7 separate regions of the Mus musculus genome follow, and regions 1, 2, 3, 4, 5 and 6 are each linked to region 7. A link is a loop called in an ENCODE intact Hi-C map of the cell type or tissue named here. Cell type or tissue: heart. All regions are shown on one strand.

Region 1 (4,000 bases), 74 kb after region 7:
GGGGCCTTTAAGGGATGAATCTGTTTTAAGTGTTCTGGCAGACTAAGGCCATTGCTGCTGACAGGCTGACAGGCAGAGCTCAGCCCTCTCCTCCCTGCTCCTGTGTGGCTTCACCTCCTGTTTCCCACCACAGGCAGCAGGAAGCCCACTAGACACCAGCTTCCGGGCGGCTTCCCACCTCCAGAACCCAGATCTACAGAAACTCCCGCTTGTGAACTAATGTAGTCTTGGGTGTCCCGCTATAGCTGCAAAGACAAAGACAGGTGGTGACAGATACAACCCAATTGTCTAGGACTTTGAGGCTGAGCTGAGAAGGTACCCCCTCCCTGCCTTTGTCTTTGACCTCCCCTTCCCCCCGCTCCTCCTCCTCTTTATCCTTTCTCCATTCTTCTCTTGTCTTTATCCTCATCTCTCTATCTTTCTTCCCCTCCCTCCCCTCACTCTTATTTCTCCTCCCCTCCCTCTTCTTCTCTCTCCTCCCTCTTTCTTCCCCTCCCCTTCCCTCTTCTCTCTCCTCCCCCTTTCTTCCCCTCCCCTCCCTCTTCTCTCTCCTTTCTTCTCCCCCTCCCCTCCCTCCTCTTCTCTCTCCTCCTCTTCCTTCCCCTCCCTCCATTCTTCTCTCCTCCCCCTTTCTTCCCCTCCCTCTTCTCCTCCCCTCCCTTTGTTCCCCTCCCTCTTCTCTCCTCCTCCTCTGTATTCCCTCCTCTCCTCTCCCCTCCTCTCCTCTCCTCTCCTCTCCTCTCCTCTCCTCTCCTCTCCTCTCCTCTCCTCTCCTCTCCTCTCCTCTCCTCTCCTCTCCTCTCCTCTCCTTCTCCCCCTTTCTTCCCCTCCCCTCCCTCCTCTTCTCTCTCCTCCTTTTCCTTCCCCTCCTCTCCCTCTTCTCTCTCCTCCCCCTTACTTCCCCCCTTCTTCTCTCTCCTCACCCTTCTCCATTACCTTTCCCCTGCTTCCTTTCCTTCTTCTTTCTCTCCCCTCTCCTCACCTGTAAGTAGCTTTAGGCAGCAGGGCTTCCAACCATGACAGACCTCAGCTTGGTCTTAGCTGTGAGCCCGAGCCGGCTGCCTGGGCACAGATTCTGGTCCACGGCCTCAGCATCTCCATCCGCCATGCGTGATCTACTCTTCCAGCCCCGTTGCAGCAGGCATGGTGATGCATGACACTCTCAACCAAAGCACTTGCTATGGATCACACAGGCCAAGGACTGTTATGTCTTCCTTCTGGAGGTTGAGGACTGGGATCTAGCCTGGTTGGGCTCCAGCTCTGCCATCTCCTAGCTGGGTAGCATAGGGTAAGAAACTTAACCTTTCTGTGCCCCAATTTCCTTACCAATAAACAAGGGTAATAAAAATACCTGTCCACAACCACCACTGCCGTAGGGAGGATGTAGTATCAAGTTCCTAGCACTGTGAAGGTTGTGTACTGAGTGCCCAGTACCCTGCCTTGTTCTTGGCTACTTCAACAATTCTGTTGCTGTCGGTGCCAATAAACTAGGCACTATATCAGGTGGTGGGGACAGACTGGGGAAGACAGGCAGCAGGCAGGACAGCGTGATACCTCTGTCAGTGCTTGCTGTGATGTGGAAACCCAGAGTAGTCTGTCAGGGGAGGTTTCTTCATCACGGAGAAGGAGCTGGAAGCCATCTGGCCACACTAGGGGCAAGAATAGCACTCAGAAGTAGGGAACAGCAGGCAAGAGGCCATAGGGCTTGCTACCGTCCCTACTGCGGGCAAAGATAACCAGCTGCGGGTGGGTCTTCAGGTCGGTCAGGAGTAACTTCCCCAGCAGCCTGGTTTCAAGGCTCCATTTGCGGCTCCAGTTGTGCGCCCAGACAAGGGGCGGGTCATTCCTAGTGGGCCGTTACCACCCAGGAGCCCAGCCTGGCTGGCAGGCGAAGCCTCCTCTGGGGGAGTGGCGGGGGGCCCACTCCACACAGCTGGCGCCCCCGCCCTCCCCAGGCTGTTTCCTGCTCCTCCCGCCCCTCCCCGCTCCAGCTGTTTCTCAGGCTGAGTTCTGTCCCTGTCCCCACACAGAACACAGGACAGAGGGAGGCTCTTAGGATGTTGTGCTCCGCGGGGCTCAGACGAAATCTTCTGTGAATGGAAGAAATGCTTCCAAGCAAACAGCCACTACCAGAACAACTGAGAAAGAGGCCAGAGCGCGAGTTCTCAAACCCTGAAGTCGCAGGAGCCGGAGGGGGATATTGGAGAGAAGGTACAGCACTTGGTTCTGAGTCCTGCAGAGGGCGGGAAGGGACGCGCAGGCAGGGACTGGAGCTCCTCTTTGGGTGTGTGTCAAAGGAAAAGTTTCTAGCATAGAATCAGAGCTGAAGAGCGACGCTGGTGTTTGTGAAAACCAGCGTGGCCACCGCAGGCCATCCGTGAGGATGAATCCTTCCTCGACTCAGAGCAAAGCCCACTTGTGCCGTGCCACAGACCACCCCCGTCAGGCTCTCCGGCTCCCGAGAGGACAGTTCAGTGGCTGCTGACAAAGGCTGGCCTTGGGGGCATGTAACTACTGTGAGGTCCACTTCTCTTTTTGTTTTTTAGTATTCTGAGTGACCAGCGCTGCCATGAACACTTTGTGGGATAGTTTTGCTTTGTGTATTAGTCCCGTGGATATATTCCCATAGGTGACCCCATATCACTGTGTGTGTGTGATGCTCTGTGTGATGTCCAGATGTGCAGGCAGAGGGAGAACGTGGGGTGTCTTCTTCTGTCACTCTCTGATTATCATAAGCCTTGTCAAGGTCTCTCATAGACCCAGAGAGAGGCAGAGGCAGGAGGATCTCTGTGAGTTCAAGGCCAGCCTGGTCTACAGAGTGAGTTCCAGGACAGCCAGGGCTACATGGAGAAACCATGTTTTAAAATTATTTTATTTTTAATTATATATATGCATGCCAATATCTATGTGGGTCTGTGCATGTGAGTGCACGTGAGTCCCGGACAAAAGAGGATCAACTTCCCCTACAGCTGGTGTTACATACAGATGCTGATGAAACCATGTCAATGCTGGGAATTGAACCTGGGTCTTCTGGAAGAACAGCTGGTACTCTTAACCACCGAGCCATCGCTCCAGTTCTTCACTACCCTTTTTTAAAGATATGTGAGCTGTCTGGTCATGGCAATTTCTTCCTGCTGACGCTGTACATGGCATGGCATAGGGGTGCAATAGCCTTGAAGCCTTCTTAACACTAGGGCTGCCTGCCTCTGCTTGAGATGCTTCTGCTTGCAACTCTTTATGTGATGGGGCAGGGTCTCTCGCTGGGACCCTGAGCTCACTGACTAGGCTTAGCTGGCTGGGCAGTGAGCCCTATGGATCTTCCTGACTTCTGCTTGCAACTCTTTATGTGATGTGGCTCAGAGAGGACAGGCCACAGGTCTGAGGTCACACAGTGAGGAAGTGGAGGAGGAGGAGGTCTTGTGTTTGCTGTGTCTTAAGAAAGCCTTGATTTCCCTTTAACTCTCTCTCCTTCCCCTTTCCAAGGGGATCTGTGGTTCTGGCTTCTGTCAAGGGCAAGGCTGGCTTGTCTCAGGACCTTGCTGCTGCCAGTGTGTGTGCCTGTTCACAGTTCACTCAAGCTGCAGAAGGGGCTGGCTCGGGACTCTCTTCTGAAAGGCTTAGCTTAAACTTGTGGGGTGTCTGGCATGTGCGAGATATCATCTGAGAGCCAAGGACAAGTGGCTCTGGACTCGCCCAACTCTTTGAGGAGTAGATGAACCCCATACAGGCTTCTATCTACCTCAACCCAGTAGAGAGGTCTCCGCACCCCCATATAGCTGCTTCCACATGGTCTTATAATCTGTCACTCATCTAGTCTGTCTCCTAGCAACCTGGGGCTCACTGAGGCACAGCTCAGTGTTATGTCCCTGGGGACCTCCATCCCCTCCCTAAGAGCTGTCCATGGAGAAGCTGGGCCCCAGTTTTAGCATCTGCAGAATGGGCTGGGAGACTGGACTATAGTCCTGCCTCTTAGATGCCTGATTACGAATGACATCTTGAG
Region 2 (4,000 bases), 52 kb after region 7:
CGCCTTTAATCCCAGCACTCGGGAGGCAGAGGCAGGCGGATTTCTAAGTCTGAGGCCAGCCTGGTCTACAAAGTAAGTTCCAGGACAGCCAGGGCTACACAGAGAAATCCTGTCTCCAAAAACCAGTGGGGGGGGGCGGGCAGGGAGAGAGCCTACAACTAGACTGGGCCTTGGCTGGAGACCAGTTCATCTGCTAAGCAGGGGTCTCAGTATGGCATCCTTTCCCCCTCCCTCCCTCCCTCCCTCCCTCCTTTTCTCTCTTTCCCTCCCTTCCTCCCTTCCTCCCTTCCTCCCTCCCCCTCTCTCTCCCTCTCTCTCTTTCTCTCTGTCTTCCTCTCTCTTTCTCTCTCCTCCCTCCCTCCCTCCCTCCCTCCCTCCCTCCCTCCCTCCCTCCCTCTCTCCCTCTCCCTCTTTATCTCTCTCTTTCTCTCTCTCCCTCCTTCCTTCCCTCCCTCCCTCTCTCCCTCCCTCTCTCTCCCTCTCTCTCCCTCCCTCTCTCTCTTCCTCTCTCTCTCTTTCTCTCTCTCTTTCTCTCTCTCCCTCCTTCCCTCCCTCCCTCCCTCCCTCCCTCTCTCTCTTCCTCTCTCTCTCTCTCTCTCTCTCTCTCTCTCTCTCTCTCTCCCTCCCTCCCTCCCTCCCTCCCTCCCTCCCTCCCTCTCTCCAGACTCTAGGACCAGGTGAGTTCTTTTCTGGGCCTGTTTCTCCAGGTGTCTGGGACAGTGGTTTATAATGTGGATTCTCTGAGGTTCTGTGGCTGCTTTGGGAGATAAGAACAGAGAGACATCTCAGACTGGGATTGTCACACTGTTTCTCTTCTTTATTGTTACATTGGGACTTTGAGAGAGATCTGGTTGGGGAATGATTTTGATTCCTTAGTATCTAACTTAACCAATTAGATTGGAAGTGTACCTCAGTGGGTAGAGTGCTTGCCCAGCATGGGTAAGGCTCTGGATTTGCATAACCAGGTGTGATGGTAGCATTTGGAGTTCAAGGCTACCCTCTGCTTTATACTGAGTTCAAGTTCAAAGGCCATCTTGGGTTACATGAAAACACAAAACCAAACAAAAACACACAGCAAAGTCCCCACTTAGGTAAGCTTTTGTGATGGTTAGAATGTGAAGTGTCTACAGGTTCATATGTCTGGCTGCTGTGTCTCCAGTTGGTGACACTGTTTGGGAGGCCGTGGAACTCCCAGGAGCTATGGCCTGGCTGATGGAGGTTGGTCACTGGGGAGTCACTGAAGGCGATTCCTCCTTCTCTAGTCTCCATCCAAGTCCTTCTTTCTCTTTATCAGATGGACCAACCGCCTGGTGTTCAGGCCACTTCAGGCTGAATCCCTCCCACAGCCATGCCACCGTGACTGGCTGAAATCTTCAGAGACCATGAGCTGAAAGCCAACTCTCCCTTTCTTCAGGAGCTTCCTCAAACATTCTGTCAAAGATCACAGAGGCGCCTCCCTCTCAGCTGTGGTGGCCATGGCTACACCTGTGGGAATGGGGAGGCATGAAGGAACTGGAGTGTCTGGAGAGCCTAAAGTAATGAGGGCTCAAGCGTCGATGTTTGTGTCTCGCTGGGATGCAGGCACATGGTGTCCTGAGGTGGGGTGAGGGAAAACTTGCTCTGAGAGGCTCCCGGGGGACTGCTGTGTCTGTCTGGCATATCTCAAGACAGGCCTGCCCAGTTGGATTTCACCACTGGCTTCCAGGCAGAGGCTTAGAGCTTGTTCCTTGGAGACAGGTCCAGCTGGAACCCCCAACTGGTCCTTGGCAGACCATTGGATGTGCGTGGACCCAGCACCCACCAGGCACCCTAGAGGGAATGTCCATCTGGGCTTGCTTAACTGTTTCCGGGAATCTCACAGAACAGAAGCAGAACCTGGGCGCACACACAGGAAGACGACATGAGTCACACACCATTTTGCAGTTCAGCCCACAGAAGGCCTGGGTGGGGTACATGCCTAGGACTTCCTCTCCAGTTCCTACGCGTGGTGGTTACATAGCCAACAGGACACAGGGGTTCAGCGTGTGGGAGAGAGAGCAGCATTGGAGTCCTGCCTTGCTGGCCTTAGTGTTTCCTCTGCAAGCCTCTATCTCTTGTGGAGATAGATGGAGATGACTGGTGGTCTCTAATGGCACATGGGAGGAGGCTCCACGTAGAAAACCTCTGAACTTCTACTTTACAAGTGAAGAAAGGGGACGAAAATGTAACTGTTTAAAAATGTTGGGATTATAATTGAGGTATTTGAGTCAATATCTATTTATTTTAGCACTGGGGTCTTGTTGTTCTCCCCACAACCCCACCCTGAAGGAGTGTGGGTCTGATTCTGTCCAAATTCCTGGCAGCTTTCTGCCTCTCAGTTCCCTGTTCCCACCCCTAGCAGGAAAGGGTTTCACTTTTTCCCAGGGAACATTAAACATCCTGCAGCCAGCCTGCCCACTGAGGTGAGCAGCCATCATTTATGCAGAAGTGTCTCTGGGAGTTTGTGATTTATTGGCGATGGGTCATCTGTGTTCTCTAGGTGGCTGATGGTTGTGCCATTACGTTTTCAGAGGTTAAGAGAATCCAGAGCTTCAGTGGACCCTGGGAGAGGATTTCTGGGGACAGGATCGGAGCACATTCATACTCACCTGGCAAGAACCCGGTCCCCAGGTTGGGGTTTTGTGAAGGTTACTGTGTGAGTGTTCCGTAGTTATCTGGGGAGGAGCCCTGCTCCCAGGAGGGGGAATGCCAGGGGTATCCCCATACTAGAAAGACCTACTGATTGGGGTTGCTGAGATGACTCAGTGGTGCCCTGTCCCATATAGTAGAGAGAACTGATTGTCACAAGTTGTTTTCTGCCCTCCACAGGCATGCATGGTATGCTTCTGTATGTGCGCGCGCACACACACACACACACACACACACACACACACACACACACACACAGATGCAGACATACACCCAGATATATACACACAGACACATACATCCACACACACATGCACACAGACACATACACAGATACACACACACACAGAGACACGCACACATGCACACACATATGCATGCATACACAGTTATGCACACACACACATGATAAATATTGAAACATTAGGAAACAATTGTTTAATTGGAGTGTTGGATTGGCGACTGCTAGAAGATGACGTCTTTGGAATCAGGCAGCCATGACTTACCCATTAAGAAACTGACTGGGTTAGAATACACACACACACACACACACACACACACACACACAAATATACACACACACACACAAATATACACACACAAACATACACAAACACATACAAACATACAGAAACACACATACACATGCACACACTCATGCACACACACACACACACACACACACACACACATACACACATACAGAAACACACACAACCTAATGGTGGGGGTGATCAATATACCTCTGTGCAGCTCTCCTTGCAGAATAACCACCAGGGTATCACCATATTTGATCTGGAGTCATACTTCAGAGCCATCGTAATAGAAACAGCACGGTTTTGACACCAAAGGAGACAGTAGAATAGAACCGAAGTCCCAAATGTAACTCCATGCAATTACGGGCACCTGGGCTTTTTACAAACTATACTTTGGAGGAAAAAAAAAAGTCACTTCAACAAAGGACACTGAGGAACTAGATGTCTACATGCAAGAACAAACCCAGATCTTTATCTTGCAAACCACAAAAACCAACCCCCAAAGCATCAAAGACCTCACCATAAAACGGGAAACTCTGAAAGCCCTGAAGGATGTGGGGAGCTGTGTGCACACAGGATCGTCACGGTCTCCCTCAATGGGACTCCAGCTGTCGAAGAAATAAGGCCAACAACTGACAAAGGGACATCCTGAAACTAAGAAACTCATGTACAACAGAGGGATCAGTTGATAACAGGGGCTGGAGAGATGGCTCAGCGGTTAAGAGCACTGACTGCTCTTCCAGAGGTCCTGAGTTCAAATCCCAGCAACTACATGGTGACTCACAACCATCAGTAAT
Region 3 (4,000 bases), 63 kb after region 7:
ATGAAACCTAAACCCCACCAGTGTGTCTCTTCTGCCCAGCTATTGACTGTTGGCATTGTTACTTACCAATCAACATTAACTTGGGGCAGGGTCCAGGTCTTGAGGGCTTTACAATAGCCAGTAAAGGACAAAACCTCAACCTCAACAAAACAACTAAAAGTAAAACGAATCTTAAAAAATAAAACGAGAAGAAAAAAAAAACAACCCTAGACATTCCTTGAACAAAAAGTAGACACGAAACACCTACATCAGCATAAACAATGGTCTTAGAACAATTTACCAAATGTCTAGAGTATGCTTAGTGGGTTAGGGCACAGCAAGTGCGAATGTGGGCCCCAGCACCCTCATAAAAAGCCAGTCATGGCTGCATAGGCCCCTGAAACCCCAGCGCTGAGGAGTGGAGATGGGTGTCACCGGGGTTTGCTGGCCACCAACCTAGCTCCAGATCACTTCAAAGGAGTCAGGTGGAGAATGGCAGAACAGGACACTCCATGTCCTCTGGCCTCTACCATGTGTGCACCTGCGCATGCGCACATCCACCGACCGCACAAAGTGTGTTGCTTTCTGTCTGGACATAGCAAGGTTTGAAGGCCTGCTCTACCCCGTGGATATGCGTCCAAGAAAGTGTTTAAAACCTGCTAGCAAATCTGGAGTCAGAAGACCAGTTGAGAGTAGGAAAGAACAGCTTTTGCCTGCGGTGACATCATATTTATTCAAAATCTTGTCCTTGTGGGAGCGTGATGTTTGGTCTCACAAACCCACGTGTGAGCTGCGGCAAGTTTGAGGCTTGGGCTTGGGTGGCAAGTGAGCTGCTTGGGCATTGGGCTTTCTGCTGTTTCTCTCCAGGGTTTATTTCTAGTAGCCAAATGCAAAGGGCAGAGATGGGTGGCTGCTTTACCACAGCCCAAAACGTGAAGGTAAGAGGTACTGACCAGGCTGAGGCAGAGCCTGGCGGGCTTCGGTCTTGTCCCAGTATATAGCCTAGGAAACCCAATGAGAGCCTGCCTGGAAATAAGTGAGACAATGAATGAATGAATGAATGAATGAATGAATGAATGAAATATACATAAATGGACTAGGGATGTGGCTCAGTTGCAGAGCTAGCCTGTCTGTGGCTTTGGATTCAATGTCTCTGTAAAGGCAAACACATCAGAAGGAAAACTCAGAAACAAAACCACAAAAGGAACCAGAGACAAGTCCAGCCATCTTTGTGGGGAGTCTGGCCAGAGCTCGATGGGTCTGGTTTCGACTCTTCTCTTTGTTTTATTTTGACCCTGTGCATGGTGTGTTCTCACCCCTGAGCCAACATCTAGGATGTCTCAGACACAGACTGTGTACGAGTGTCCACCTCACAGGGTGGGCACGAGGAAAGCGCCCCGCGCGTGGTTGGCTTCTGCTTCTCGCAGAACAGGTAGGGCCTCCCTCCCTCATGGCTGGTCATTCCGAGAGCAGAAAGGAAGCTGCTGCTCTCCCACAGCCCCAGGAACCTGGCCGAGGCTCAAGGAGGCTCTTATGGTGGTGCTAAGGAGTGGGAGTGGACGGGAATTGGCTTCCCATACTGCCTTGCGCTACCCATACTGCCTTGCAGTTCTGTTTGTAGACATCCTCGCGCCCAATCCAGGTTGGCTTTAAACTCTGTGGCCTCCTGTCTCAGCCTCTTGCAGGCAGAGATCACAGGTGTGCATGGCCAAGCCTGGCTTGTGCTGCCTTCTGGAGAAATTGTCTGCTGTCAGTTGAGGGGAATGAGCATCATCTTGTCAACAAAGAGATTGGCTTTCGGGAGCTCATGGCCATTGAAGGTAGGATAGGGGTTCCTAGCAGTCTGTGAAGGGCTTCAGACAAGTCTGTGGAGGGCGGAGCTGAAGCAGCGGGTCCAGTACAGAGGATCATAGACATTACAGTAAGAGAGCTGTGAGGAATCTTTGTGTAGGGGAAACTGAGGCCCTGGAGAGATAGCCGACCCAACTGATATAGTCTGTCTAGCTTGAAGCAGAGCAGAAGCTCTTTAGCCATGTTTTCGGGCTCTGTCCTGTCCCCTCACGCCTGGCAGTGTTCGCTCCTCCAGCTGTGCTCCGAGCATCTGTATGGTTTTCTTCCATGAGCTTTGCGAAGGGTCTGTCTGGCTTTGTCTCCTCCTTGAGCACCTGCAGGAAGCAGGGCCGCTGGAAAGCTCTCGGGAATCGGGTGGGGGCAGCATGAGATCAGGGTGTGTGCGTCAGCCAGGGGACTTTGCCAAGCCATCTCCCCAAAGATTGGGAGGGCCCCGTTCTCCCTCCAGGGTCTCCAGCTGCAGAAAGCCATGTTTATTTTTAATGTTGTGCAACATTAGTGAGGGTTTTGGCAGCCGGACACCTCTCAGCTGAAGAAAATGTGAGACAGCAGCAGCCCCTTCTTCCCACAGTCCCTCCAGTTTCCTCTCTCTGAGCATCTATTCTCCTGGCGTCTACATTAAAAATCCCATCCGTTCCTCTCTCACCCCCTGGTCGACTCCCGTTCTGTTCACAGGCGTTTTTTGCTTGGCTTTCTCATTTGTCATCAAACGGAGGGGACTGCTTCTCATTTCATTAAATATTTTCTCCCCTCCCCCCGAGCATCAATTTTATTCATGGGTTCGGAGAAAAAGAAAAAAAGAAAACCATACGGTACTAAGGACTAAACTCATGATCTGGGTATGTCGGGCAAGCAGGCTAAACACCGAGCCACACCCTTAGCCTGATCCGTTATTTTTTAGATTAAAATGAACAAGGCCACACTTTGAAGTAGAAGGTAAATGTACCTGGATTATGTAAATGGGCTACAAATGTGCCTGGATTATGTAAATGAGCTATAAAGCTTCAAAGAAAAATGTACCAGTGGTGTGGGCTATATCTCAGACACCAGATCTGGGGGGAGAAATCTCCCACTTTAGAATGTCTCTTTCTATAACACTCACCAGGCAACGGGCACTGGAGAAAAGCCCACCTGCATGTTTTGATTAAAGATTTATTTTATTTTGAATTGTGAATGCACGCACAGAGGTGTCATGCCTGTGGAGGCCAGAAGAGGGTGTCAGATTCCCTGGAGTTACAGATGGTTGTGGGATGCCATGCGGTGCTGGGAACAGAGCTTGGGTCGTTTGGAAGAGCAGCCAGTAGGTGCTATTAATTGCTGAGCCATCTCTCCAGCCCCTGCCTTTATGCTTTGTAATAGGCAATACACTTCACACATCGTATAATAGCTTTACTGTCATGTGATTGATGCATTGCACAATTTGCCCAAGGAAAGTACACAATTCAATTGTTTTTTTTTTTTTATCGAGTTCTCAAAATTGTACAACCAACACCGCAATCAATTTTACAACATTGTATTATTTTAGAAAGAAACCTTGTATATATTAGCAGTCCATTCCGAGTTCTCCCCAGCCCCAGGCAGCTGCAAACCTGCTTTCTTTATGAACCCACCCAATCTCTTCCCCTAAATAGAACTATACATTTCATGGCTGTCTAGTTTATTTATTTTGTAACATGCATCACTACTTTGTCACCCTTTATGCTCAAGTAATACTCTACCATATGGATATTTTGTCTATTCATCTATTGATAGACATTTGCGTTCTTTCTTCCTTTTGGCTATCTTAAGTAATTCAGCTGGAAACATTGTGTGTTGGATTGTTTGCCTGATCATATACTTTTTAAAAAAAGAGTGCAATTGCTGGCCATTGTTATTTTGTTTTGTTTATTATTTATCTTTATCTGCCTGAAGGGGTCACACCATTTTCCGGTTACTTTGACAGGGAGCGGGAGTTAAGTGACTTCGTTATTGTTGCCACAGCATCTTGGTGAGGTTGAGGTGGTGCCTCGCTCTGAAGAAGCCGATTGGCGATTCCCTGGTGACCCGTCACATGGAATGCCCGAATGCTAATGAGCTATGAGCCCTTGTTCCATCTTCCCAGCAGTCTCTGTTTCCAGTGTTTGCACACTTGAAAACTGAGCTATTAGCATGTTCTATCCCTCCCCCCACC
Region 4 (4,000 bases), 360 kb after region 7:
GAGTTTTTACTTCCACCCATACTTGGGACTTCGGTTCACTCAACAAACATGCACACACACTGACACACACACACAAACACACACAAAGTGGAAGAGCAGTTATCAGATAGCTCCCACGTAGGAGTCTTCACAAAGGTGTCTGTGAGCAGACACCATGACCAAGGCAAGTCTCATAAGGACAACATTTAGTTGGAGCTGGCTTACAGGTTCAGAGGTTCAGTCCATTATCATCAAGGCTGAAGCATGGCAGCATCCAGGCAGGCATGGTGCAGGAGGAGCTGAGAGTTCTACATCTTCATCTGAAGGCTGCTAGCAGAATACTGGCTTCCAGCCAGCTAGGATGAAAGTCTTAAAGCCCATACCTACAGTGACACACCTACTCCACAGGGCCACACCCACTCCAACAAGGCCACACCCACTCCAACAAGGTCACACCTACTCCAAAAAGACCACACCCACTACAACAATGCCACTCCTCCTAAGAGTGCCACTTTCTGGGTCAAGGATATACAACCCATCACAAATGACTTCTCTGTCCATGGTGATGGTGGAAGGTGAGTGTCCCTGTAGAAAAGGGGAGACCTCAGGTGAGGTCCCAGCTATGCACTCCCCACTGTCTCCAGCTACATGTGGTCCTGGGGTGTGACAGAGTCTAGGATGCAGACATTGACTGAAGGATGGGACTCTGCTCATATGTCTGCAAGATTGTCACTCAAGTTAGGGTCACTGGATGGCTGGTGTCTGATCTGGGCATGCGCAAAGTTAACGTGTGTTACAATTACAGGGGCATGACTAGATTTCAGTTTTTTCCTTTCTCTAAGTCGTGCTTAAGAAAGAGCACGCGACCTGCGTGGCGAGGGGAAAGTTGTCTCGGTGTTTGCAGTCTTTTGTGAAGGAGTTACAAGGGGAGTAGCCTGCGGATGAATCCCAACACGAGTTACCACCAGTTAACAAAAAAGAATCTAGAGTTTGGGATGCTGTTTCTCGGGCTCCTTAAACCACTGCCTTCTCTAATTCTCAAAACTCACTTTCAACCTGAACATTATTTCGGGTCTTGTGTATTTCCCAGAGTAGTTGACTGAGCTGTGGTACTTCTGAGGCCCACACGCCCTCCCCCAACCACAGGATGCTCCCGGGTGGTCCCAAACATACAATGTGTGTGCACTGTGAGTGACTCAGAGATTATTTTGAGGAAAAATGACTTGTTACAAGCCAGGTTGGCTGTGGACTTCTGACTCCCCTCCTTCACACTCTCCAGTGTTGGGTCAGCAGGACTGTGTCACTGTACCTGGCTAAATGCTGTGTTGCTGACAACAAAATTCCCACCAACGTGGCTACCTAGACGTGTGCTAGCAGAGTCAGCGATGGTCACGCGAACATGGCTGGAGTGTGGGCGTCTGAGGACTACTGTCAGCCTTCCCGGGTCCAGTGGTCTCAGGAGTGATGGCCTAGAGGAAAATTCTACCTCACGTGCTTCAGAAGCCTCTGTGTTCTCCGGGCTTTGTCTGTTGTGTGCCCAGCATGTAAAGGCAGCTCAGTAAACAGCCACATCTCTAGGCAGCAGGATAATTGGGCATCTCAGGCATTTGGAGTCTCGTAAAACCTTATGTCTGATTGAACAACCCCTGCCTACGTGTGTACTGTGGGTCATCCCAGTCATTTTCCGGAAAAAAACAAAAACAAAAACACGTGTTTGCATGTGTACGTGTGTGTGAGAGTGTGTGTTTGAGCGCTGTGTGCACAAGATATGTGTGTGATGTTGCATGAGTCCTGGCATGCATATGCCACAGCACATGTGTGGAGGTCAAAGGACGGTCTTGGGTGTCAGTGCCACTGTCTTTTGAGGCCCTGGTGTCAGTTTTGCCACCTTATATGCCAGGCTAGCTGGCTATCACGCTTCCAAGGAGTCTGAGTGCTGGGGTTACACACGCTCGGAGTACACACACTGGCTTTTGTGGGGGTTCCTGCAGGTTTCAACAGGGAACATCACTCTCATTGGACAAACACCCAAAGAGTATTAATGTTGTGGGGTTTTTTGTTTTACACACGGGGTAGGAGCTGTCAGAGACGATCAGTGAAAGAGCCATGCGCATCCTGAGAGTTGGCTGCGGAGTTACCGTGCCACCACCGTGTGAGAACCCAGAGAAGAGGCTCCTTCTCTGGCCCATCCTCTGGGAAGGGCGGGACGCACCAGAACTTGCGGGCTTCGAGGAACCGGGAAGCGAGATGTCATGGCCGGGTACATAGTGACATCTAGTGGTCGGAATGGGAAGTGGACGTCCCTGTGACGTTGAGGATGTTTTAAGGCTGGGATGCGGGTGCAAAGCCACCAAGAGAGGCCATGAAGGCAGCTGTGGCTCCATTGGTAAAGCCTTCTGTGTGAGTATGGAGAGCCGAGTTGGCTATCCAGAGCTCGTGGAACAGCTCGTGGCAGTGTGCACTTGTAACTAGCTCTAAACACGTGTGCATGGGAGCGATCCTGAATGGACCCAGTAGGTTGTGTGTGTCTGTGTGTGACAATTTTAAAAGAAAAAAAAAAAAAGAGGTCATGAATTTGAAGAGTGAGGGGAACACAACAGAGGAGGGGGGGAGAGGTGGAAATTATGTAAATACATGAAATTCTCAAAGAAATAAACCTGTATTTAAAAAAACAAAAACAAACAAATGTTTAGGGAAACCAGCCACACATTAGACATTAAATAAACACTCCATTTCAGTGTGGGTGTGATTGTGTTTGCAACATTGGATAAGGGATATTTCAGGGCTAAGATTTCCTCTCTCCTGGAACCCTTTTCATTCTGACCTTCATGGGCGTCTCCAGAGCCAGTTCTTTCCCAGTGACTTTTGAATTTTTGAGGTCACTTTCTGGGTCTCTGCATTTTCTGTTTCATCTTAAAGGAGGGTGAAGAACACCTTAGCGGGTTGGGGAGTTCTTGACAGCCCTTTCGAGAAGCCATATGCCACACAGGTATTTGAAAAGACATGGCTAAGCTCACGGGTCTGCACCTTCAGTTTCTGTGGTCCCAGAGGAGGGGGCAGAGTATGCGGGTGGCAGACAGATGCCACAAAGAACAAATGGTGATCTGAAATCGTACACACACACAGGATGGATGTGTAACAGCCACCGCATAAGACTGGCAGGCTGTAGCACAGATAGGTCCACCCCGAAGGCCCTCTGCAGCTGGGTTTCCATTTAATTTTGTGATGTGTGTGGTGTAGTGTGGTATGATGTGGTGTGTGTATGTGTGTGTGTGTGGTGTGTGTGGCATGTGTGTGGTATATGTCTGTGTCTGTGTGTGGTGTCTGTTTGTGCCTGTGTGTGGTGTGTATGCATTAGGTTTTTCTATTTTAATGTATATATTGCATGGGAATGCATTTGCTCTTTCATGTGTAGTTAATATTAATCACTTACCACCAGCTGCTAGCAAAATCTTCTTGTAGCATAAGCACATTGTAGGACAACTTTACGCAGAGGCAGAACTTCGAGGATCGCACGGATGTCCCCTTAGTCACCTGCCATCACTCCCTTGATTCAGGTCCCATGCTGGGTCTCTACTAGACACAACTGCCCAGTGGACACTTGTCACCTGTCTCATGTGGCTGTTGCTCTAGAGACTTTAGTGACTGGAGTCAGTTTGTCCCTCCCTCTGGAAGGCGTCATGGCAGCAGTATGACCCAAGGTCACCTATGACCACTCAGATGTCGGCCCTTCACACCTCCGAGCCAGCATGCTGGTATGGAGTCCACACTTCCTGTGCCCCTCCCTGAGGCTCGTCAGTGCGCTGCTCCGTTTCCATCGGGAAGGCTCTGCTTTCGCTCTCTCCTCCGTTCTCTTATCGTGGAAGCCCGGCTTATTCTTTTGCCCTGGAGCCCAAGGTCTTCCAAGAATACACTGATTCCGCAGCTCTGGTCAGCACCCAGTGTGCTCTCAGGAAACAAGGCCCCAGCATCATCTCCTTGGCAGAAAGACTATGAGGGATGGGCCTTCATGTTTTCTCCC
Region 5 (4,000 bases), 250 kb after region 7:
GACGATCAATGCTCATGTGCCCTGTTGTCTCTGAGCAGGGCTGTTCTGCACAGGTGAAAAGACTCCAGAGTCCCCTCCTGCATCCACAGGCCCTGGCACCTTTAAGTCAACCACTCCCTCCCCTTGGACATCTCCATCCCTCCATTGTCACTTGCATTAGCAACAGTCAAGGAGACTCCATCCAAGTCCAAACAGGGTGGGTCACATGCAGGATCCTGAGCCTTCAGACCGTTAGAAAGAATCCAGGGGCAGAAGTTTCTCCATTTTCTGCTGAACCCTGATGAGCCAGCCATCGTTTGTCTTGACATGGAAACAATCCACACCTTGCTGGTGCTCACAGTGAGAAAGGCGAACCATATAACACTTACCCAGTGCTTGCCAGTGATCAGGAAAAAGACACAGTGGCTGTGGAGTCCCTGTGAAAGGAGCTGCAGAGCTGTGTCACTGTCGTCTGCATGGCTAGGACTGGGGGCACTGAGAACATCATCAGAAGAAGCTAGTGAGGTCTCCTGGTGCACAATCCCTAAGAGAGACAGAGAAGCCATTAGCAGCAGGAGGGCCGCACTGCAGAGATTTCTGTCCCTTGGCAAAGAGCTGAGAGAAAGCAAGAAGGTTGTGGTGTGACCTAGGGCTGGGTGGGGGGATTTCTGGGAAGGGATCCCATGTAAAACCTCAGCAGCAAATGGTGGGTCCCATCCAGACCTGTTTCTGTAGCCTGCCTGCTGCACTGCTGTGATCACAGCAGCAAAGACCCCAGTACCTTCTCTGTCCATGACTCTTGTCCTTGGCTTTGGGATTAAACTACCCCTCCCCCATGTGCCACCCCTCCTCCATTTTCCCTGCTGCTGTTACAAACACCCAACAAAAGCAACTTCAGGAAGGGAGGGTTGACCCCAGCTCAGAGTCTGAGGGTGTTTTCCATCATGGTGGGGGAGGTCGCGGTGATGGTGGGAGATGGTGGTGAAGGAGCATGAGTCAGAGGGTCACTTAGCATCTGTAGGCAGGAAGCACGAAGTGATGAATGGCAGCGCTCAGCTCATCACATTTTTATTTAGCCCTTGATACCTAAGAGCTGTGAGTGGAGGGTGGGTGGGTCTTCACTCCGCTCTGGAAACATCCTCACAGACACATTCGGGTCTCCCAGGTGACCACAAACCCACTGGAGTCACAGTGAAGGTGAACTGCTCACACCGGGGCAAGAAAAGGCTCAATCCTGCTGGTGCCCTTGTCCACACCAGGAGACCACACCCAGGCTGTTTGTTTGTCTAAGGACCATAGAAGATGGGTGAAAAAGAGCCTGCTGTTGGTTGGATGAGCCCAGAGGGTTAAGAAAGCTTATTTAGAACAGCAAATCAGAGTGGCTGGCCATGCTGCCACACTGTTGCTGTTTATCTCCAACCTTTCTAGGGCTATTTGTTACACAGTAGCCTCATCAGAACGAGAAATAGATACAAAATGGTACAAGTGCATGCTGGTGTAACCCAGCAACCAATGCTGATATAACCCAGCGCTCCCTGCTGGTGTAACCCAGCAACCAGAGACCCGGATACCGGCTCATGTTTGGTGAGGTCTGCTTCTGCCACAAGCGGTGTCCCTGGCAGGACTGACCAGCCGAGATGATTCACAGGTGCTACCTTGCTAATTTCTCTTGTTCATAGAGAATTCCCACTGGCCTCCACCTCCCAGGGATGAGCGTATCTTTGATGCTGCCTCTAGAGCATAGTGCCCAGCGTGGATCAGTCATGCCACCCACTTCTCAACCAAGTAGACACAGGTCAGCCAGGTTCCAGGTTTTGAGTGCCTCTTCACGGGGAATTCCTACAGATCACTTTGCCTGGCCTTAGGATTGTAACCAACTCCAAAGATGCGCACATATCCGAATAACCACAGAACCACATCCCTGTGCTCTGAGCTGGTCAGTAACAGAATAAACTATCTGATAATACACCAGGAATCCCAAATTAAGCTGTTTAATCCTCCCAGGATAGTACAGTCTGTGCCCTTATCATGAGATTAAAAACAAAGCAAAAGCCAGTAAAAGATTTTTAAAATCCACACTATATATAGGGCATGGTAGCTCATACCTGAAATCCCAGCCCTCTCAGATGTTGAGGCAGGAGGATTTTTATAAGTTCAAGGCCAGCCTGGACTACTAGTAAGATAAATATCTTTTAAAAAATCCATATTGCATGACTATATTAGATTTATGATTATATCCACAGTGTTAAACACACACACACACACACACACACACACACACACACACGCGACAAATGGCAAAAAAAGAAAAAAGGAAAAGAAAAAAAGAAGAAAAGAGAAGAGGGAAAGTTAGGATTTTATGGACAAAATCCATGTGGCTAAGAAACAAAGGAAAAGATGCTCACATTCCCCAGCGTTAGGAAAGTGCAAATTAAATACCCTCCTGGACTGTCAAAATGAAAGGAGTTCCAGCGCCCCCTCCTGGCCAGGGTCAGAGCAAAGGCTACATTCTTGTCTGGCAGCAGAGGATCCAGGCCTGGGGAGACTTCTAAGATGGTGCCCTTAGCCACTGTCTTAGTCAGGGTTCCTATTCCTACACAAAACACTATGACCAAGAAGCAAGTTGGGGAGGAAAGGGTTTATTCAGCTTACACTTTCCATATTGCTGTTCATTACCAAAGGAAGTCAGGACAAGAACTCAAGCAGGTCAAGAAGCAGGAGCTGATGCAGAGGCCATGGAGGGATGTTTCTTACTGGCTTGCTTCTCCTGGCTTGCTCAGCTTGCTTTCTTATAGAACCCAAGAATACCAGCCTAGGAATGACTCCACCCACAAGGGACCCTCCCCCTTTGATCACTAATTGAGAAAATGCCCTACAGCTGAATCTCACGGAGGCTGTTTCCCAACTGAAGCTCCTTTCTCTGTGATAGCTCCAGCCTGTGTCAGGTTGACACACAAAACCAGCCAGTACAGCCACCGAGTAACAGAAAATCTTCTACCAGGGGCTTCTGAGCTGGTGTTGTTTACCCTGCCTCTACCTCTTCTAACTTTTCCCTTTTCTCTCTTCCCCTCTTCCCTCCTCTCGAGTTGTCTCTCTTCTCCCTGCCACCCCCCCATCCCTTTCCTCCCCTTCTTATTCTTCTATTGCTTCCTCTCACCCTGCCCCGTGGGCGGTGGGCACCCTTCCCATTTCCACATTCCCCTCTCTCCCTTCCTCCTCCTCTTTTTCGCCCCCCACTCCCTTCTCCATGTCGCCTCTTCTTCCTATTCTGTCTTCTTTCTCACCCTCCTCCTCTTCCTCCTCATCCCCTTCACCCTTTCCTCCATGTCCCCCTTTTTAGTATCAGGAACCTCTTCAAAGAAGATTTTAGAGAGACAACCCCCCCCCCCGGAGCCATGGAACGAGAAAGCACAGTCATGGTTGTAGCTGGGGGCAGAGGGCTCCATCTTCTTTCCTGACATCTTCATCATAGAGTCAAGGAATTTCCCATGATTTCACAGAAGGACATGTGAACAGCCTTCAGAGGACAGGGAATGGCTGAGGCCACACAGCTGATGGTGACTTGGGCCAGCACTGTGCAGTGTGATTCTATGCTGTTCTGTTATCATCGTTAGGACCACCTGGAGTCCTCCCCGGAGCACCTTGCAAGGACACATTGAATGTTTGACAACTACTCCTATTTCCCTAGCAAAGGGATTGACAGGTGACTGGATATGGTCCACCCACAGCAGGAAGAGACCATGCCGTCTCAATGTCAGGCATGTTTTTTACAGTATCACTGCCCCAGGCACGGTGGCTGGCAAAGCCTTGACCAGCCCCTGTGATCTCTCCTACCTGTCAATCATACTCTGTCATTGCTGTCTTCCCTTCCTTCTTTGGGGATTGGGTCTCCATTCCCTCAGCATTCAGCACAGGCCACCTTGGCTACTCAATGGCTGTAACTGTCAGAATGTCCATTCTTAGGGCTCGGCTATGTGTCAGTTCTGGTGGAGGGAGGTGAAGGCAGAGGATTCTGGGGCAA
Region 6 (4,000 bases), 140 kb after region 7:
GCCCTGGGGTAGTGGAAGGACTCCCTGGTTAAGGGATCAATCCAGGCAGTGTAAGATAGCCAGTTCAGGTCCCACCCTGCAATGTTGGGTCCTCTGGGCTTCCGTATGTGGCACATGGCCAACCTGTTGGGTTGGTTTTTGGTACCTAAGGGACTTTGGAAGAAGGATCAAGAACCCCAACGTCACCCTCATCCCCAAGACACGACAGCACGAGCAGACAAGACAGGGTTGCTGTCCTGGAGGGGGGGCAACACCCGGCTTGGGCCTCTTATGTGCTTTAGCCTGGGGCGGTTCCCACTGTAATGCCAGAGCACCAGTCTCCATGGTCCTCAGAAGTGAGACGCCCAAGGCCACGGAGACAGGTCCCAGCCAGCTGTCTGTCACACAGAGGTGGCCTGAGAGAGATCAGAAAGCTGGTGCCTGCTCAGGGGAAGAGGCAGGGGCCCACACAGTCAGAAGAGGGTCATTGCTTGCAAAATGTCCATCAGCTGCCACAGCCAGACCCTCCCAACCTCTGCCAGATAGCCTCTCCCTTCTCCCACCACCAATAGCAGGGTCTGGGATACTCCAAACCAGGCAGCCTACTCTCCAGGGAAAGGTGTCTAGATATCTCCTCCTCCTGAGGCCTCAGAGGGGCCTTTCTGAAGGCAGGCAGAAGCCTGGGGCTGTCTTTGTGCCAGAGGGAAGCCAGCTCTTTGAAGCCAAGGGGCACCGGATGCTGGGTCCCTCCCTGGCTGCCCATCATCTTGGGCCATAGGCATCAGGCACCCCAGTGAGGTTGCGGCTACGTAGTGCCGTGTCCACCATTCGGATGTAGGCGGCAATGGTCCTGCGCATCTCGGCTGTGTAAGGGTCATACTCCAGCTTGCGCAGCCCCGAGCGCTTGAAGTTGCCGTCCTTCTGGCTCTCCACGCACAGCAGCCGATCCTCCCTGACCGCCACGCCCAGCAGGCTGACCATGCGGCCCAGCTGCGTAAACAAGTCCTGCTTCAGGTCCTCGAAGTGCACCACCAGGACGGTCTTGCCAAACTTGAGCCAGTCCAGCGTGTGCGTGGCCCACCACGGGGCATAGTTCCTCACGAACTCGGGCCACTCTGCGGAGAGAGCAGAGCGTCAGCCCGCCACTAGATAGATGGGCAGATGACAAACCTTCCGGACGCCTGAAACCCACGTGTGCTTTTTTGGGTAACACACCCCTGGCTGGTGCCTGGTTTACTACAGGCACAGCCCTACCTATACACAGAACCACAGCCTGAAAACAGATACCACCAAACTGCGGAGGCACAGAGATGCTGGGTTATACAGGAAGGGCTGGGAGCAGAGAGCACTCGCTTGCCAAGATTGCTGGAAGCTCTGGGTTTGGACCCCAAGAAGCTGTATGGGTAGAGACTGTAGTTCTGTGGGGGAGGTTGGAATGTTGCAGATCCAAGGACTAATTAGCTTACCTTGGGCTAGGCCTAGACCTCTGGAACACCTAGGTAGTGACAATTTTGGTTTCTTTAGGAATATAAGAATTTGCTTTTGCTTTAATCCCAGGTGTGGGTAGGGGCCGCTTCAGACTGTCCACAGCAGCTGTCTTATGATTTGCCTTGTGCCCTAGCAGGCAGATCATTTTGCCAGCTGCAGATGGTTTCTGCAATTGTGTGACACCGGGGATTCCGGGGACTTTTCAGAGGGTAGATAAATGCTTGAGCTTAGAGTGGGGAGAGTTGTTGGTTGTGGTTTGTTGAGTAGTTGTACATAAAAGAAGAGAAAGAAAAAATAATACATAAAAATAAATAAAAAGGAGAAAGAAAAAATAAAAAGGGGAAAGAAAAAATAAAAAGGAGAAAGAAGAAAAATTTGGATTCTAATGGCAAAGATCTAGGAGCCCTAAGAAATTTGACACACGTAATCGGTAGGAACTAGTCTAACCATAATAATATTCCTTTTTCCTTTCCTCTCTTGTCTTTTTTTCTTCTTCTTTCTGGTGTTAGGGGTTGAAAGGGTGGAAGAAAAGAGGGGAGAAGGGTGGAAGAAAACAGAACCCACACTGTAGCAAAGACTGTCTGCACAGCTCACTCTTGCAAATCTGTCTGTTGGAACTAACACCCCCCCTACTAGTAGAAACCTTTTGGAATCTATTAACAGACAAGACATGGGCTGGCGAGGTGGCTCAGCGGGTAAGAGCACTGACTGCTCTTCTGTAGGTCCCAATCCCAGCAACCACTTGGTGGCTCACAACCACCTGTAATGAGATCTGATGCCCTCTTCTGGTGCATCTGAAGATAGCTACAGTAATAATAATCTTTGGGCCAGAGTGAGCAGGAACTGAGCGAGCAGGGCCGACCAGAGTGAGCAGAGGTTCTAAATTCAATTCCCAACAACCACGTGAAGGCTCACAACCATCTGTACAGCTACAGTGCACCCACATACATAAAAATAAGTAATTAAATCTTTAAAACAAACAAACAAGACAGCTAGCTTCTACCAGCCCAAGGCTAAGAATATCATCAGCCAGCACCTTGGGCTGAAAGGAAATAAAACTTGAGACCTGTGATTCATGTAATGTATGTCAAATAGCCCAAAGAGTTGTTTGTGAGCTTTGAAACCTGGGGCTGAGAACACAGCAGAACAGACCAGGACATGCCTGGGCAGGCCCGTCACCTCCCTAGCTCTCACCCCTCTGACCTAAGTTAAATGTTAACAGGCTGCTGATGTTTAAATGGACCAATCATGTGAAACCGCGCCAATTCCTCCCCCAGCCCCACTCCTTTTCTATAAAAACCCCTAGCTTTCAAACCTGGTCGAATCCACTGTCTCCTGTTATGTGAGATATGTTTCGACCCTCCTCGTGTTGTTACATCAAGGTGTTGTGTTCTATTCATGATTCTTGGGTGCACGCCGAATCGGGAGTTGAATGGGGGTTTCCCCACTAGGTTCTTTCAGGGCTTATAGAAAGGCTTTCCCTGTCTTGTGGTATCCGCCTCTTTTAAACTGCCTGGGTTCGTTGACTGTTTTGTCAAACTACAAACACCTCATGAGCCTGCTTCCCAGTTGGAACACAGAATCTGGAGTAACCTATATCCGCGTTTCTGGGCCACGGTCACTCACTGGCTTCAGAATAAGCTCTCTCACATTCCCTTTAAGATGAGAGCTATGGTTTTTATGTCATCAGATATGCTGACATGTTAGGTTCCAAAAAAACGACCCACTTTCCACCAGAGGAATCGCCTGGATCCATTGAGCCCTGGCTGTCTGGTTTTGTTTCCTCAGCCGGGTGGTTGGTTGGTTGCTGAGTTGTGTCTGCCATTTGTGGACAGCCTATTTGTCTGTTCTGAGCTGGTTACAGATCAAGCTTTGGGAGGTATCTCTTTTTGTCTGCTTTCAAAGTATTTGTTTTAAAGTATCTGCTCTGAGCGCTTGATTGAAAGCCTGTTGGAAAGGTTTTGGTCTAACCTTTGGCTTGGTTTGGCTTGCTTGCGCCCAGAACTCTAAAGACATTTTAGATTCGGCTGTTTAGCTTGTTTTCCGATATTTCATTTGCCTGTGAAACTCTGATGGGATTTTGGTTTTTGTTTTGTCTTGGTTCTCCTTGTCTTTGAAATGTTTTGGTTTGTTAATTTTTGGCCTTTGTTTCCCAACTCCTCCTCAAAGGGTTAATTCTGCTTTTATTTTTCTGCTACTTCTCCTGTGACCTTTAGCTTAGGAGTTTTATGATCATCTGATGTTACAGCCCCTGGAGACAAGAGGCAACTGTTCCCTCTTATCCCACCCCACCCCACCCCAAAGTGTGCTGGAGTCAGGGGGAACACCTCACTACGTGCAGTGGGGGAAACTCAACAAACATGTTCCATTCTTTTTGTTAGGGTGTATTTTGTTTTTGTTTTGAGACACAGTTTCTCTGTGTAGCCCTGGCTGTCCTGAAACTTGCTCTGTAGACAGCTGGCTTCAAACTCGGAGAACAGCCTGTCTCTGCTAGGATGTTGGCTCTTTGGGAAAGATACATAGGAAGGTTTGT
Region 7 (4,000 bases):
CGGGCAGATCTGAGAAGGTCTCCACAGACCGCTTCATGAGGATTTCTCTGCTTCCCTTGTTAACTGGTCCCTCTGCCACTGTGGGAGTCACCTCCGGTAGAAGCAGCTTCCTTCCCCGTGATGGGGATCCGTCCATGGTGACGTGTGTCCTCAGGCTGGCCTTGAGTCACTTACGGAGAGTGAACAATTCTCGGTGTGTTTTTTTTGTAAGGCGAGAGGATTTATGTATTGCTAAGTTTGATGTATTGTTATAAATTATGCTTTGGTTTCAGGCCTGTTTAAAAAAAAAAGTTCAGTGTTTCTTTGAGTTCTGGGAAACATGCTGTAAATAATTTGGTGCTTCTTGGCCAGCAGTTCCTCTCGTAATATAAAGTCGTGTCGGCATCTATATCTTCTTATATCTTAAAAATACCTATTTCCTCTCCTTTCTCACAGCAGGGGTGGGGAGGGGAGAAGAAGCGAATGGCATTTTCTGGGTTCTCCCGGGTCTTGGAGGAATCTGTCTGTGTCCTCCAGGCCTGTCTTTCTGCTCCCGGCTGCCTACCTGACTGAGGTGACCTGCGACCTCAGCATTCAACCCGGTGCACTCCCACGCCCTCTTCCCCTTCAGTGTCCATTCTGAGGACACTTGTTTGTGGCACACTGCTGTGACGAGCCATGAAAGGGAAGTGAGCAACCCTGCGTCAAAGGTGGTGGGCAGCTCTCCCGAGGCTCCCCGTCAGCTTGTCCTCTGGCAAAGTGCTTCTGTCTACGGAGCTGCCTCACCTACCACCTAAGTCCTTACCTTAAAAAAAAAAAAAAAAAAGCAACAAGCTCTAAAGAATTAAAACATATGTTTGAGATCATAACGTAGTTATACCATTTCCCCTTCCATTTGCTCCCATGTCCCCACCTCTTCCTTTTGAGTTCATGGTCTTTTTTTAAAAAACATTTATTTATTTACTTTATGTATGTGAGTACACTGTAGCTGTACAGATGGTTGTGAACCTTCATGTGGTTGTTGGGAATTGAATTTTAGGACCTCTGCTTGTTCCAGTCAACTCTGCTTGCTCAGGCCCAAAGATTTATTTATTATTATACATAAGTACATTCACTGTAGCTGTCTTCAGACACACCAGAAGAGGTCATCAGATCTCATTAGGGGTGGTTGTGAGCCACCATGTGGTTGCTGGGATTTGAACTCAGGACCTTCGGAAGAACAGTCGGTGCTCTTAACCGTTGAGCCATCTCACCAGTCCCCGTTCATGGTCTTTTTAATTATTATATACTCCTAAATACACAAACACAGCCTGCTCTGTCTGTACAATGTTACCCGTACACAACACAGTCAACTTAAAAAGCCCTTAAAAGAGTCTCAATGACTGTTAATGAGTGGCACCTGTTCGACACATCGATGACGACATCTTGAGATAGGGTTTTCTGGAGAGCCACTGAGAAAACTGTGCAGTGCTCTGGCGCCCGATTTAGAATGTTTGTCCTCAGGCCTAACTGTCGATTGCCGAGGCTGCCTCCTGGTTAGGCTGGGAGTTGTTTGGGTGAGCAGTGGCTGGGCCCTGCTCTTCGGCTAGCTCCCAGGTGGGCGCCTCCGCGGATGACTTTTATCGACCAGCAGGTGGCGCTGTTGACAGGCAAATTGGCTCCTGTGAGTACCGAGTTGGAACCCTCCCTGGTTGGATTTGTCGCTAACTGGCTGGTGAGCTGTTGACCTGTCCAGAAGTAGGCAATTGTGTGCCTTAAAGGATATATCTTGTCCATAATCCACGGATAAGTCGATTCTGCTCCTGATTCCCCCACCCCCACCCCCCCGGTTCCCTACTAGTAAGAGCTCTGTCAGGTCCATCCCTGCAGTAACTTTCTTTCTGCATCCAAAGGCCGGGCAGGTCATACAGCTGGTTCTGGGTTAGGACTCAGACCCTTGCTGAAGGATACTGTAGAACACGTTCCCTCTCTCACAGGCTACAGCCGCTGCCCATGGAGGTGGTGACTGAATCGTGCCAGTGGGGAGTCGGAGCAGATGCAGTCCGAGTTGAATGTATGCAGTATGAGCCTTGGTGGTCCATCAGTGAGGGACTTGGGGGACCGTTTGTTAGAGCACCCTAACCTGACCTGCCTGTTCAAGACAGGGTGTGTGAGAGCAGGTGTTGATGAAAGAAAAGAATCCGGGATATCTCAGACAAGGCTGGTTCATCACTGTGAGAGAGGATGGGATCGGGCTAGGGTGGGGGAGGGGCAAACGTCGGATTCAGCTGTGTGGGGGAGTGCAAGGTCAAGGTGATCCCTCTAAAGGCGACTGGAGAACAACCCCAGGCTAAGGGTTGCTGGAGGTTGCCCTTTAAAGACTATCACAGTTTGATGTTGGAGAATGAATTCTATCTATTCAACTCTCACACAACGGGTCTCTTTCCAGGGTACAAGGGAAGCCAAGGCTTTCTGCTGGCAATGCTGGCTATAACAGACCTGGCCACATGGCGCTCAGCTGGCCCCACAGCAGGTGGAACTTCCCTTCTCCTGCTCCAGGGCCCAGCATCTCAGCAGGAGACAGATTGCATCAGCTGTCCCCAGACTGGCAAGAGGTAAAACTGGATCCTTCCTCCTAGATTTGCAGAGTGGTCCAGGCTCAGTAGAAAGGGTTCTTTGGAAGCCTGTTAGATGGGTCAGCCAGGGGAAGTCTCTCTCCTTGGGGGAACCTCAGGAAGGGGGCAGCCATGCAGGCTAACACACGGTTCTCAGAGCCTTGCAGGTAGAACCCAGAACAGGAGCGCCAAGGACGGGCGATAGAGGCAAACTTAGCTTTCTTTGCAGAACATAGGAGCCTGGCAAAAGCGTCAATTTCTCTCTCACAGCGTCATTTCTCTCTCTCTCTCTTTCTGTTTTTTTGAGACAGGGTTTCTCTGTGTAGCCCTGGCTGTCCTGGAACTCACTCTGTAGACCAGGCTGGCCTGGAGAACTCAGAAATCCACCTGCCTCTGCCTCCTGAGCGCTGGCCATTTACATTTCAGTTCACTGAAATTAATTATAATGAAAATTTAAATACAATGGAAAAAAAATCAGTCCCTCAGTTGCATGAACCACATTTTCAAAGTTCAGTGGCTCTGTGTGGCCGATGGTCACCTGGCGGGGTATGGGGGACAGCACACAGAGTGTCACCACCATCATTGTAGGTTTTGTTCCAAAATCTGAGGCAGGGATGCTTTCAAGTAAAGTTGCGGGGGTGGGAGGAGGGTCTTTCCCAGCCTGACCTTTAGGGGCCTGGTGCATGTCCCCTTGTCCCAGCAAGGAAGTTCAGGATCACCATTATACTGTAGCTGCGCTGCCTTTTGAGTCTCTCTCAATCTGGAACATTCCTCAGACTCTCTTTGACCCTCCCCTCCCCACGCCCCACCCCCCACCCTCATGACCTGGACTAGACACTGTTTTGGCTTTTGAGTCAGCGTCCTGTGTGTTCCAGGCTGGCCTTGGCCTTGAGCCCAGTGTAGCTGAGGATGCCCTGACCCTCCCGCCTCCATCTGAGTCCTGGGGTTACAGGCATGTGCCACTGTACCATTTGACCTGGACGGTTCTGAAGAGAACAGGCAGTCACTTCATGGGCCACCCCGTGTGTGTGTGTGCGTGTGTGTGTGTGTGTGTGTGTGTTGTTGTTGTTGTTGTTTCTGTGTGATTAGGTCCAGGCTGTGCATTTTTTATGGGAATGGCAGGAGAGAGAGGTCTTGTCCTCTTGAAACTTTTATTCTCTATGAAAGGGAAGTGCTTTTAAAGATTTATGAGTATGTGTGCATGCCTGCACGCACGTGTGTGTGTGTGTGTGTGTGTGTGTGTGTGTGTGTGGTGTACTGTATGCATGCAGTACCCACAGTGGCCAGCAGAGGCCGGATCTATTCCATACTCTCCCTTCCCTGCTCTTCCTCTCCTTTTGTTTCTTCCCCTCTCACAGCTGACTTTCTATTTTTATGTTCTTTGCACTTGCACACAAACATATGCATATATACACAAACATATGCAT

The links. A loop is a pair of places that touch in the nucleus more often than their neighbours do. Peaks named below come from ENCODE experiments on the same cell type or tissue, not always from the same donor. Only the 100,000 strongest peaks of a DNase experiment are listed, where the experiment ranks them.
Region 1: it touches region 7 in a loop (2.3-fold over the local background); 5 of 42 quality-filtered maps call a loop at or near these places.
Region 2: a loop joins it to region 7, with 2.1 times the contacts of the local background. A loop is called at or near these places in 4 of 42 quality-filtered maps.
Region 3: it touches region 7 in a loop (2.0-fold over the local background); 5 of 42 quality-filtered maps call a loop at or near these places.
Region 4: a loop joins it to region 7, with 6 times the contacts of the local background. A loop is called at or near these places in 41 of 42 quality-filtered maps.
Region 5: a loop joins it to region 7, with 10 times the contacts of the local background. A loop is called at or near these places in 37 of 42 quality-filtered maps.
Region 6: it touches region 7 in a loop (6-fold over the local background); 33 of 42 quality-filtered maps call a loop at or near these places.

What each region holds. Positions count from the first base shown.
Region 1 is chr5:113,648,432-113,652,431 of GRCm38, reverse strand. Cmklr1 (chemokine-like receptor 1) reads left to right here and starts at 2,042. Exons shown (of 3, transcript NM_008153.3): 1 at 2,042-2,211. It overlaps Gm52823 (a long non-coding RNA gene), which reads right to left and starts at 1,688. Exons shown (of 3, transcript XR_003955975.1): 1 at 1,555-1,688; 2 at 983-1,274; 3 at 1-245. In heart, a CTCF peak has its summit at 2,237 (motif pointing right); DNase peaks (open chromatin) are centred at 41, 1,891 and 3,521; H3K4me3 peaks cover 1,636 bases; H3K27ac peaks cover 1,187 bases; H3K27me3 peaks cover 2,502 bases.
Region 2 is chr5:113,670,535-113,674,534 of GRCm38, reverse strand. No RefSeq gene overlaps it. Among named protein-coding and RNA genes, the nearest start is that of Gm52823, 22 kb to the right of the region's middle. In heart, no CTCF peak of the experiment used is centred here; a DNase peak (open chromatin) is centred at 1,834.
Region 3 is chr5:113,659,340-113,663,339 of GRCm38, reverse strand. No RefSeq gene overlaps it. Among named protein-coding and RNA genes, the nearest start is that of Gm52823, 11 kb to the right of the region's middle. In heart, a CTCF peak has its summit at 2,213; a DNase peak (open chromatin) is centred at 2,209.
Region 4 is chr5:113,364,353-113,368,352 of GRCm38, reverse strand. No RefSeq gene overlaps it. Among named protein-coding and RNA genes, the nearest start is that of Aym1, 9.1 kb to the right of the region's middle. In heart, a CTCF peak has its summit at 2,265 (motif pointing left); a DNase peak (open chromatin) is centred at 2,217; H3K27me3 peaks cover 2,265 bases.
Region 5 is chr5:113,470,069-113,474,068 of GRCm38, reverse strand. Gm30812 (a long non-coding RNA gene) reads right to left here. Exons shown (of 3, transcript XR_389557.3): 2 at 369-523. Among named protein-coding and RNA genes, the nearest start is that of Gm30812, 7.4 kb to the right of the region's middle. In heart, CTCF peaks have their summits at 1,535 (motif pointing left) and 2,460 (motif pointing left); a DNase peak (open chromatin) is centred at 2,479; H3K27me3 peaks cover 448 bases.
Region 6 is chr5:113,584,887-113,588,886 of GRCm38, reverse strand. Wscd2 (WSC domain containing 2) reads right to left here. Exons shown (of 9, transcript NM_177292.3): 9 at 1-1,094. The coding sequence ends at 742. Among named protein-coding and RNA genes, the nearest start is that of Gm42002, 16 kb to the left of the region's middle. In heart, a CTCF peak has its summit at 2,245 (motif pointing left); no DNase peak of the experiment used is centred here; H3K27ac peaks cover 755 bases; H3K27me3 peaks cover 319 bases.
Region 7 is chr5:113,722,273-113,726,272 of GRCm38, reverse strand. It overlaps 1700069L16Rik (RIKEN cDNA 1700069L16 gene), which reads left to right and starts at 1,501. Exons shown (of 3, transcript NR_033216.1): 1 at 1,501-1,642; 2 at 2,408-2,573. In heart, CTCF peaks have their summits at 1,401, 1,601 (motif pointing right) and 3,851 (motif pointing right); a DNase peak (open chromatin) is centred at 1,622; H3K27me3 peaks cover 260 bases.